Regions from separate parts of the Homo sapiens genome. Here region 1 is linked to region 2. Evidence: chromatin contacts called from ENCODE Hi-C or POLR2A ChIA-PET data. All regions are on one chromosome and are shown on one strand. The core of a region is the stretch at or near the end of the contact, and the rest is flanking DNA. Distances in the headings are between cores, read along the strand shown.

What was found. A loop is a pair of places that touch in the nucleus more often than their neighbours do. ChIA-PET counts read pairs that join two places held with the same protein, here RNA polymerase II (POLR2A). Pooled maps may share reads with other maps.
Region 1: a pooled map shows a loop between it and region 2 (3-fold over the local background). The contact joins the promoter of SLC25A14 here to the enhancer-like site in region 2. A Hi-C loop is called at or near these places in 8 of 50 pooled maps. POLR2A ChIA-PET finds 5 or more read pairs at or near these places in 4 of 52 experiments (Panc1, WTC11, activated B cell and 1 more).

What each region holds. Positions count from the first base shown.
Region 1 is chrX:130,337,820-130,343,396 of GRCh38, reverse strand. It overlaps SLC25A14 (solute carrier family 25 member 14), which reads right to left and starts at 3,478. Exons shown (of 11, transcript NM_001282195.2): 1 at 3,421-3,478; 2 at 3,044-3,290. The coding sequence starts at 3,118. RefSeq lists a silencer at 3,251-3,460 and an enhancer at 3,273-3,846.
Region 2 is chrX:130,180,618-130,186,287 of GRCh38, reverse strand. RAB33A (RAB33A, member RAS oncogene family) reads right to left here. Exons shown (of 2, transcript NM_004794.3): 2 at 1,418-2,003. The coding sequence ends at 1,548. Among named protein-coding and RNA genes, the nearest start is that of RAB33A, 11 kb to the right of the region's middle. Within about 2 kb of position 2,672, at least 4 of the 41 ENCODE cell types and tissues checked have a DNase peak (open chromatin) inside an H3K27ac peak, as active enhancers do.

The DNA of each region.
Region 1 (5,577 bases), core at 2,229-4,728, 160 kb before region 2:
GAAATAGGAGTCTTGAAGACTAAATACTACCTTATCACCATTTCTAGCTATGCCCACATTTTCCAATTAGAATTGATAGTAAAATATGACACATATGGTGAGAGTAGAGATGGAAAAGCAAGACCATGGCATATCCCCTCTTTGAGTTTGTGAGGAAAAAATTAACTCTCCATTCACAAATTTATCGATTGCCCCAAATAGTCTTAAAGGTTTCAGACAGCTACTTTTACTTAAAGTTGTCTCTCCAAAACTTTTTCTCCTTACAACTTTTTTCAACTCTTTGTATTACAGAGAAAGCCTCTATCGGAACTTCACAAGCTGCTACCAGCCCTTTAATAAGGAAAATGTGCTCAGGGAGCAATGATGAATCAGTGAAAGGCAAGGAACAGGGAGGACATGGCAGGAAGATGAAAGACCAGTCGCTGAATCTTAGGCCAGTTAGCCCAGTGGTTCCCTAATGAAGTTCCCACAATTCTGGGGCGAAATGAAAAAAATAAGGACACTTAGTCCTTTTTTTTTTTTTCAGCTAAATGTATTTAATTTAGGGACTGTCTATTATTAACAGATCAGATTCTTCTTACGCCTGGAGCACAGGCTAACTAGCCTGTATTTGTGTACCCTTCCCACATTTTCATTTACATTTTACTGGCCCATGAAATCCAAAAATCTGGAGACCACAGGCAAAACCCACCATTGCCACAATCACGACTTCCCTACCCCCATCTGATAGTAAAATCTCTTTCACTCCAATGTTAGGAAAAAATCTTATGAAGAAATCCTGGATCATATTTGATTAGATCTGTTTTTAGACACTCCCTCCTCATATTGAGCCAAAAGTCTGTCTTCCTCTAATTTGTACCCAGTCTTTGGAGGTAATATTCAACAAATGCATTCTTTTTTCCCTAGGCAAGCCCTTCAAATATTTAAAGACAGCTATGATGTTCTCTTACATCTCATGTTTCTTGAGCTAAATATCCATGATCTTTCTCTTCATTTGACACATTATACTTCAATTACTAGAGCTTAAAATTGCACTCACTTTTTTGGGAGCCACATCACACTATCAAATCATTAAACTGTCAGCTGAAACCTCCAAGTCTTTTACATAAAGTTGTCTACATGCATGCGTGTTGTGTCACACCTATTCTACAGGTGTGCAATATTTTTTGAACCTTCTTTTATCCCTTCTATATCTTAATCTCAGGCATAAAAATAATGACTAGGATGAGGGTCAACTTCAAGATGTCCAATGTTATTTCCTCTCTTAACTAAGTAAGATCCCCAAGGGAAGATACTATATCTCACAGTACTTTTTATAACCCCCATTATAGCTTGCATAGAATTGAATACATATCCATTCAATACTTAGTTGGTTTTGCAGTGTGACATCCTTTACCTATGTATGCAGCCTGTATATAAAAGATTGCAGAGGAAACAAGGAAGGTAACTTGCTGGACCTGGCCAATGCTACACACCCTGTGTATGACACTATCTTGATCCCCAGATATTCTCTGCCTGCGAACCCTGTTCCCTTGCTTTTGTTCCAAGGAATTACTTATGTAAAATACCCCAAGCCCTCTAAAAATTATTTTAACTTGTAGGGGCTAACCCCAAATATGCGTAAAAGTAGTCATATCTAAGGTAAAATAAAAATATAGTACCCTAAATATTTTTACTGTATAAAGAAACCAATGAAAATTGTCTTCAAAATGCCAACATTTATTCTGAAGATCTGACTTCGGAGAATTTGATAGACTAATGAGTGAAAGTAAGAATGTCCTACAATACAAGTTACATTGCCCTATACTACTCCCAAGATCTGGTCAGGAAACTCTGGGTGCCTCTCCTGCTTTCTCCTTTAAGAAAGAGTAGAAATTAGAGATTCTCAGATTCAGAAGGTAACAATGGAGAGCCAAGCAGATATTTATTGAAGGCATGCTAAATGCCCAAACCTGCAATGCACTTTGGGTATAATCATATTTGAAAAACACAGATATTCGTTCTAGCACCAAGACAATATTTACCACTCAACCTGTCTTTTCTGAATAACCAATGAGATGGGACAGAGAAAAAAGTACGAAATACAGTACTTGCCTTTCAAGAGCTTATAATCTGGTGGAAGAAATCAAAGTAGTGCGTTAGAGAAAAATTAAGTACTAAACTGTGTAGTACAAACTTTAAGAGCAAGAGGAGCATAGAAAAGACTACAACCAGCATGGGATTGACTAATTTGAAAATTGCCGAGGTGAGAGAACCTAAATTGAACCTTGAGAGACGGTAGGTACAACCTGGTTAGGTGCAGGTAAGGGAGAGGGGCAGGGAAGAGAGAATGAACAGAAACACAAATGTGGGAACAAGCACAGCATGTAGAAGCAGGCATCAGTATGGTTTGTGCCAAGAAGAAAGGAACCTAACTGGAACAGAGAATTCCCTTGTTGACTGAAACAGTATCAGACAAGAAGTGTGATAAGGAGCATGTTATGTTGAAAGGCTTGAAACCAAGGGGTGGGGGTAGGGGGTGTAGGAGGGGGCTGCATGTTTTGTGTGTGTGTGTTTAACAACGAAGTGACTTGAGGAAATCCACCACATTTTAGCCTATTAGGGCTGCAGCAAACACAGTGGATTACATTACAAACGGGAGAGGCAGGGAGACTAGCTTAGGATGGTGCAAAGTACAGCAGACAAAGATGCTTGTTGGCACTGAGGTTAGAGATAGACTTCCCCAATGAAGACACAAAGAACTCGATGATGTAGGGAATGAAGACGAGGGAAGAGTTCATGATAACGCTAGGCATCTCTAGGCTGGGGGGAAAAACAACAACAACAAGGAATCACTGACAGGAAACCATAAATGTCCCTGCTGTTATCCTGTCTGAGAAACTAATTCATGTTGATAACAGCTGTCATGCCAATCAAGTAACTGAACTGCATTTTAATAGATGCCTTCAATGCCTTGACCTCAGGAGTGACAGGGGGTAGAAACCGAAGGGGAGCATCTTTCAACAGTATCCCTTACACTAATACAATGGAGGTGTTTGCTTACTCCGCTTACAATCACGGCCGCCGTTGCAAACTTCACCCTTAGAAAAATTAGGATTATTCCGGGAAAGATACCCATTCACCCTCTGGGTAGCAGGATCTTGCCAGTTCCTCAGCTGTCAGAGCGAGCTCGTGGAGAGAAGGGAGGCGCCTGAAGAAGGCGGCCTCCCAGGGGGGTCGAGGAAGCAGGGTTCAATCGAAGAAGTAAAACCACCGATGCCAGAAGAGTGAAAGACAGGGAAGGGACTCAGCTGAGGGGAGAGAGAGACCAGAGGACCGTTAAGCCCCTCCCAGGCCGGGAACCAGGCCAGCCCGGCCCCGCGCGGCCTGGCGCGGCCCAGCCCCGCTCCCCAGCCTGGAAGTCCAGGAGCTCCCCCTCACCTGCTCGGGCTCATCGGACGACTGGGAAGCTGAGGCTCCCACAGTCGGAAACGCCACTGCAGCGCCAACCCGGAAGCATTGAAACCAACGGAAGTAACCAAAGCGTTGCTTCGGCAACCGCGGCGCAGCCATTTCAACTCCGCCCCTTCCAAAACTAAAAACAAAGGCGCGAAATAAGAGGCGGAAGCGGCAGAGTTCTAAAGGCGAGGGTCGGAACCACTGCAGGCGCAGAAGCCTAGAGGGGCAACCGGACTTGCGGGAGGTGGAGGCAGGGCAGCTAAGGCGTGAGAATTTGGTAGCTTCCCCAGTTAACGTGCTCGCCAGAGGGGAAAGAGGTGTCGCCTCGTCACCGCGAAACCCACCCACCTGGCGCGTAGAAGGACTAGAAAAGGAAGGGGCCTCGCCCCGGTATCAGGGCTTGAGGAGTGGGTCAAGGGGAGTGGTGGGCGTAGTGCCCTGCGCGCTCAGTACGAAAAAGGCGGCAACGTGGAGGGGGTGGGGCAAAGGCTTCAAAACAAAAGTAGGAAAGTGAGACATAGGGGTGAGCCGAATTTAGTGAGGTGCCTGGGCTCAATGAGAAAATAAAGTTCAAGGCCAGGCGCGGTGGCTCACGCCTGTAATCTCAACACTTTGAGGGTCCGGGCGCATCACTTGATGCCAGGAGTTTTGAGACCAGCCTGGCCAACATGGTGAAATCCCGTCTCTAGTAAAAATGCAAAAAAATTAGCTGGGTGTGGTGGCACGCACCTGTGGTCCCAGCTACTCGGGAGGCTGAGGCAGGAGAGTCACTTGAACCCCGGAGGTGGAGGTTGCAGTGAGCTGAGATCACGCCACTGCCCTCTAGCCTGGGTGACAAAGCAAGACTCCATCCAAGAAAGGAGAGAAAGAGAGAGAGAGAGAAAGAGAAAGGAAGGAGGGAGGGAGAGAGAGAAAGAAAAGAGAAAGGGAGAGAAAGGAAGGGGGGGAGGGAAAGAAGGGAGGGAGGGACGGAGAATGATCCAGACAGCACCTACTGGACGTCAGACATTAACCAGTGAAAAATTACGGTCAGACCCCTTACTCGAAGCTCTTGCTTTAATCAGAAACTTCACTTAAGAAAGAGCAAGTTGGATACCAAAAAGGGGACCACAAAAAGCTAAACAGATGAGGCAGAAAAACACCAACGGGAAATCCCAGTTAATCCAAACCTCATAATCCACCAGAAGATGCCAAGAGTCCGACCCCCAGCTTCCGACTCTGGCCCCTCTGGCTGCTGGAAGGGGAAACCGCAAAGCCCCTGGGTGATTCCATTAGCCAATGTGCTATGACGTCCGATTTTTGAGCTATGACGTCCGATTTTTGAGCCTCTTAACAACGTTCCCTAATCACGCGAGAGTACGCAATAATAGGGTTTATTGCTTATGTGTTATAAGGAAAAGTCAGTGCAAGTTGGCCCTAAATGGTTATTTGTTGAATGAATAAATATTTGGAACTATGTTCTTCCAAAAGGATATTTCTCATTTTAGTTCACCTTGTTTTATTTTGTTGGGTTTTGTTTGTTTTTTTTTGGACAGAGTCTCACTTTGTGGTCCAGGCTGGAGTGCAGTGGTGCGATCTCGGCTCACTGCAACCTCCACCTCCCAGGTTCAAGCGATTCTCCTGCCTCAGCCTCCTGAGTAGCTGGGATTACAGGTGCCTGCTACCACACCCAGCTAATTTTTGTATTTTTAGTAGAGACGGGGTTTCGCCATGTTGGCCATGCTGATCGCCAACTCCTGGCCTCAGGTGATCCACCCGCCTTGGCCCCTCAAAGTGCTGGGATTAAAGGCGTGAGCCACCTCGTCTGGCCTGTGTTTTTGTTTGTTTGTTTTGTTTTCCACTTAAAAATTTCTCCAGGCAGCACACATGACGATAATATTAGCTGACATTGTGCAGTACCTACCATGTACCAAGGGTGATGCCAAGAGCTTTTTGTGTTCCTAACTACCCTATAAGACAGGTACTATTATTTTTCCCCTTTGACGGTTGAGAACACAGGCCATAAAAGGTTAGGAGAGTAATTTAGAAAATGGCAGAGCTGGGATTGCTCTTAACCACTATGCTATGTTGCTCTCATCTATACTATAGTTGGGAAGCCGAGGCAGGAACATCATTTGAGCCCAGGAGGTCGAGACCAGC
Region 2 (5,670 bases), core at 1,423-3,922:
TGGCAGGTGCCTGTAATCACAGCTACTCAGGAGGCTGAGGCAGGGAGAATTGTTTGAACCCGGGAGGTGGAGGTTACAGTGAGCTGAGATCGCACCACTGCACTCCAGTCTGGGCAACAGAGCGAGACTCTGTCTCAGAAAAAAAAAAAAGTCTCCAAACTGTTCTGCCTGATGCACAAGCCCTTCCCAACCTCGGCTCCTGTTAGCACTGCTCAGCTCTCCTTGGGCCAGACCCCCAGTTGTCCTCTCTTCCAACTTCCAAGGTCATTCCTGCCCCCCTGATTTTGCCCTGATTTTGCCCGCTTCCCTCTCCTTTACCAATCTAAACCTTACACATTATTTAACAAACAAAACAAATCTAAGTATTTTCCTATGAGCCCTCCCTGATATTGAATACATAATGCTCTCACTTCCCATGGCACAACCTCACACTTGGTGATGTTGTTGTCTAGTTTTTGTTTGCACGTACTTTCAGTGTGTACATCGTTCCTGCAAATAGATCATAGGGTCTCTGAACATAGAGAATGTGTCCTCTTGTAACATTTCTTCCCTAGCACCTAGCAAAGGTCTGGGGACATGATAGATATTTGTTGCTTGAGCCCTGCCCATCCAAGAAAGAATGGGGGTGGGGGTCACAGTCGGAACAGCCTTAGGGTTCAAGACTGATTGGTGAAAAATGGGAAGCAGAATCTAACTATTCTGGAAGTAATTGGGCCCACTGGACCAACTCTCCTTTTTTTTTTTTTTTTTTGACACAGTTTCACTCTGTCACCCAGGCTGGAGCACAGTGGCACAATCTTGGCTCACTGCAACCTCCGCCTCCCAGGTTCAAGTGATTCTCCTGCCTCAGCCCTCGAGTAGCTGGGATTACAGGCATGTGCCACCATGCCTGGCTAATTTTTGTATTATTAGTAGAGACAGGTTTTCGCCATGTTGGCCAGGCTGGTCTCTAACTCCTGACCTCAAGTGACCTGCCTGCCTCAGCTTCCCAAAGTCTTGGTATTACAGGCGTGAGCCACTGCGTCCGGCCATACTTTTTACTTTTAAACTGGAAAATAGGGAGAGAGTAGTCTATCTGGACATTCAAGGCACATATCTAGGGAACCTAGGAAATACTGATGAGTCCACATCTCCTTTCAAGACTTCTCTATCACTCCACCTGCACTTGCTCTCTAGAAAAACATATCTGGCCTGTGTCCCAACCCCACCGGGTGTTTCTGCCCACTGATTACACTGAGTGAGAGAATGAATTAGTCCTGAAGAAGTGACTCAAACGATGAGAATTTCAGAGAGCCTAGAAAGCTGGTAGGGAGTGTGCCACTGGCATGGAGAATATCACTCTAGTAGGGCAAACTGCCTGTTCTGCTCATCACAATCAGGAATGTCTTGGAGGAAAGCAAGACAAAAAGCCATGTGATAATCTATACAAATTTTATTTTGATATCAATTTGTATGGAAACAAGCAGGTGTCAGCATTATGCAGGCACAGAAAAAAGGGAAAGAAAAAACTCCAGTGATAATTTATCTTGTATTTATATCGTTTGGTTTCAACAAGGACAGGAAGTTTTACTGTTAGCTTCCTGTGGGAACTCCAGTTTCTGCACCTTCCCCTGCTGCCTCTCAGCATCACGATACAGCAGGGATTTCTGGGCCTTCAATCGGCAAGCCAAGCACATGAAAATCGACTCCACGTTCTGGCTCTCTTTGGGGTCCTTGGCCGATGTCTCAAACAAGAGCATGTTGTGGGCATCAGCAAATTTCAGGGCTAAGTTGGAGGGCACCTGGATCTGTTCCCTCAAGTCACACTTGTTGCCCACAAGCACTTTGGGGACTAGTGGGGGCACAGCATGCCCATTGCATTCTTGGATCCACATTTTGAGGTTGGTGAAAGATGTCATCTTGGTGACGTCATAGACGAAGACCACGGCATGTACGTTGCGGTAGTAATGCTCGACCATGCTTTTGCGGAAACGTTCCTGACCTGCTGTGTCCCACACCTGAACCTGGAAGATACAAAAACCCAAAGGTGGAGTCAGAAAAGGGAACATGAACAGAGAGGAGAAAACATGGTTCTGTAGCACTATAAAAATGAAGTGACAGGACGGGTGCGGTGGCTCACGCCTATAATCCCAGCACTTTGGGAAGCTGAGGCGGGCAGATCACCTGAGGTCAGGAATTTGAGACCAGCCTGACCAACATGGAGAAACCTCAACTCTACTAAAAATACAAAATTAGCCGGGCATGGTGGTGCATGCCTGTAATCCCAGCTACGGGGGAGGCTGAGGCAAGAGAATTGCTTGAACCAGGGAGTCGGAGGTTGCAGTGAGCCGAGATCACGCCATTGCACTCCAGCCTGGGCAAAAAGAGCAAAACTCCATTTCAAAAAAAATAAAAAAAGTGACAAGCCGTGACACAGGAAGTGGTTCTTTGACAGATGAGCAGAATGGACTTATCAAAGCATAAAGAGAAGTTTCAGGATTTGTCAAGTTTTTCTTAAGATTGTTAACTGAAAATCTTGAGTTGAAAAAAATCTTAAGATTTTTAGTTGAAAAACTGGATGTAAATTGGTCAACTTTTCTGGAGAGCAATTTGGCAATATTATCAAGAACCTCAAAAATGTTCATAACTCTTAGGACCTGAAATCTCACTTCCAGAAATCTATACAAAAGAAATAGGGATGTGGTCAAAATTCTGTACTAATATCTTACAGTGTTATTTAGAATTTTTTTTTTTGAGACCGTGTCTCGCTCTGTCACCCAGGCTGGGGTGCAGTGGCGCCATCTCGGCTCACTGCAAGCTCCGCCTCCCAGGTTCACGCCATTCTCCTGCCTCAGCCTCCCAAGTAGCTGGGACCACAGGTGCCCGCCACCACGCCTGGATAATTTTTTGTATTTTTAGTAGAGATGGGGTTTCACTGTGTTAGCCAGGATGGTCTCGATCTCCTCACCTCGTGATCCGCCTGCCTCAGCCTCCCAAAGTGCTGGGATTACTGGCTTGAGCCACTGAGAATTTTTTTAAAACAGGAAAAACCTAAATGCTCATCAGAAAAGGAATAGCTAAAGTTCATGTCTATACAGTGGGGTCAGGTACAGTGGCTCATGCCTGTAATCCCAGCACTTTGGGAGGCTGAGGCAGGTGGATCATCTGAGGTCAGGAGTTCGAGACCAGCCTGGCCAACATGGTGAAATCCCATCTCTACTAGAAATACAAAAAAAATTAGCCAGGCCTGGTGGTGTGTACCTATAGTCCCAGCTACTCGGGAGGCTGAGACACAAGAATTGCTTGAACCCGGGAGGCGGTGGTTGCAGTAAGCCGAGATCGGGCCACTGCACTTCAGCCTGGGCAACACAGTGAGACTCCGTCTCAAAAAGAATAAACAAAAATGAAAATATATCCGTACAGTGGGATATTATGCAGCCATTAAAAATAATGTTTTCAAAGACTAAATTGTAAGAGAAACGCTCACAAAATACAAGTAAGTGAAAATGCAGAATACAGAATTTTTCTTTTTTCTTTTCTTTTATTTTTTTTTTGAGACAGAATTTCGTTCCTGTTGCCCAGGCTAGAGTGAAATGGCACGATCTCGGCTCACTGCAACCTCTGCCACCTGGGTTCAAGCAATTCTCCCACCTCAGACTCCTGAGTAGCTGGCATTACAGGCATGTGCCACCACGCCCGGCTAATTTTATATTTTTAGTAGAGACGGAGTTTCTCCATGTTGGTCAGGCTGGTCTTGAACTCCCGATCTCAGGTGATCCGCCTGCCTCGGCTTCCCAAAGAGCTGGGATTACAGGCATGAGCCACCACGCCCAGCCTCAAAAGTTTTCATATGCTATGGTCCCAGTTTTTTTTAAGAAACGTTAAACATAAACATATGCAAAGCACAGACTGGAAGTGTACACATCAGAACATTAATGGTTATTTATCAGCAATGAGACTATAGTGATATTTATTTTCTTCTTTTTAAATATTTTTCCATATTTTCTTCTACAAGTATGCATATATATGTTATATATATTACATATATGTTATATATAGTGTATATGTTATATATATTACATATATATGTTATATATATTGTGTGTATATATGTTATATATATGTGTATATATATATATATATATATATATTTTTTTTTTTTTTTTTTTGTAGAGACAGAATCTTGTTATGTTGCCTAGGCTAGTCTCGAACTCTTGGCCTCAAGCAATCCTCCTGCCTCGGCCTCAAAATGTGCTGGGATTACAGGCATGAGCCACTAGCCTGAATAACTTTTTAAAGAAAACAAAGTTAGTATTAAAATCTCACCTTCAAGCCCTATTTATTTATTTATTTATTATTTTGAGATGAGAGTCTTGTTCTGTCGCCCAGGCTGGAGTGCAGTGGTGTGATCTCAGCTCACTGCAACCTCCACATCCTGGGTTCAAGAGATTCTACCACTTCAGCCTTCTGAGGAGCTGGGATTACAGTCGTGCGCCACCATGCCCAGCTAATTTTTGTATTTTTAGTAGAGATGGGGTTTCACCATGTTGGCCAGGCTAGTCTTGAATTCCTGACCTCAAATGATCGAGCCTCCCAAAGTGCTGGGATTACAGGCGTGAGCCACCATGCCCAGCCTCCAATTTATTTTTAAGTTCACTTTTTGGTTATGTAAAAGGAACTTAATTCACTGGATTTTTCTTCTGTATCTCAGCTTTTGGGATAAAGGCCAAATTATGAAGAAAAAGCTGCTATCTGTAACATATGCAAAGACATAACTCCCAGGAGATATACATTCAGCCCAATCTATTTCCCTTTATATATCCAACGTCTTGGACAAGGGAGATTCATGCTCAGAATGATGGTCCCAAGGCCCTATACAATTCTCAGTTATCAAAGAAAATTTGATTATGGCCACTAATTGACTGCTATGGCTCTTAAAACGAAGTATAGCCTTTATTTGGAGTTAGCAGTCAGTAAGTATAATCTAGTAAATATAATTGAATCTGTCGGCTGAGTGAAGATTTTACAGGGCCCTAGAGTCATCATTCCGAATATCAGTTTTCATTGTCCAGGCTCCCCGTCATCTCCCTCTATTGACACAGCTTCCAAGTTCCTCTGGCAAGACCTTCAGATTGAACCCTTCTTCTATTCTGATTTCTGTGTCCCTCGGCCCTCGGCCAGCCTCTCCTCTCCTCACTCCTGGACTAGAGCAAAGTATTTTGGATTGTGGATGTTTCCATTGCAGGGTCTCCTGAACACTGCTCGCTTGCTTGCTTTTTTTTTTTTTTTTTTTTTTTTTTTGAGATGGACTGTTGCTCTGTTGCCCAGGCTGGAGTGCAGTGGTGCAATCTCAGCTCACTGCAACCTCCACCTCCCAGGTTCAAGCGATTCTCCTGCCTCAGCCTCCCAAGTAGCTGGGATAACAGGCGTGTGCCACTGCGCCTGGCTAATTTTTGTATTTTTAGTAGAGATGGGGTTTTGCCGTGTTGGCCAGGCTGGTCTCAAACTCCTGACCTTAGGTAACAAAAAAGTGAACTTAAAAATAAATTGGAGGCCAGGGCGCAGTGGCTCACGCCTGTAATCCCAGCATTTTGGGAGGCTGAGGCGGGCGGATCACGAGATCAGGAGATCGAGACCATACTGGCTAACACAGTTAAACCCCGTCTCTACCAAAAAATATAAAAAAATTAG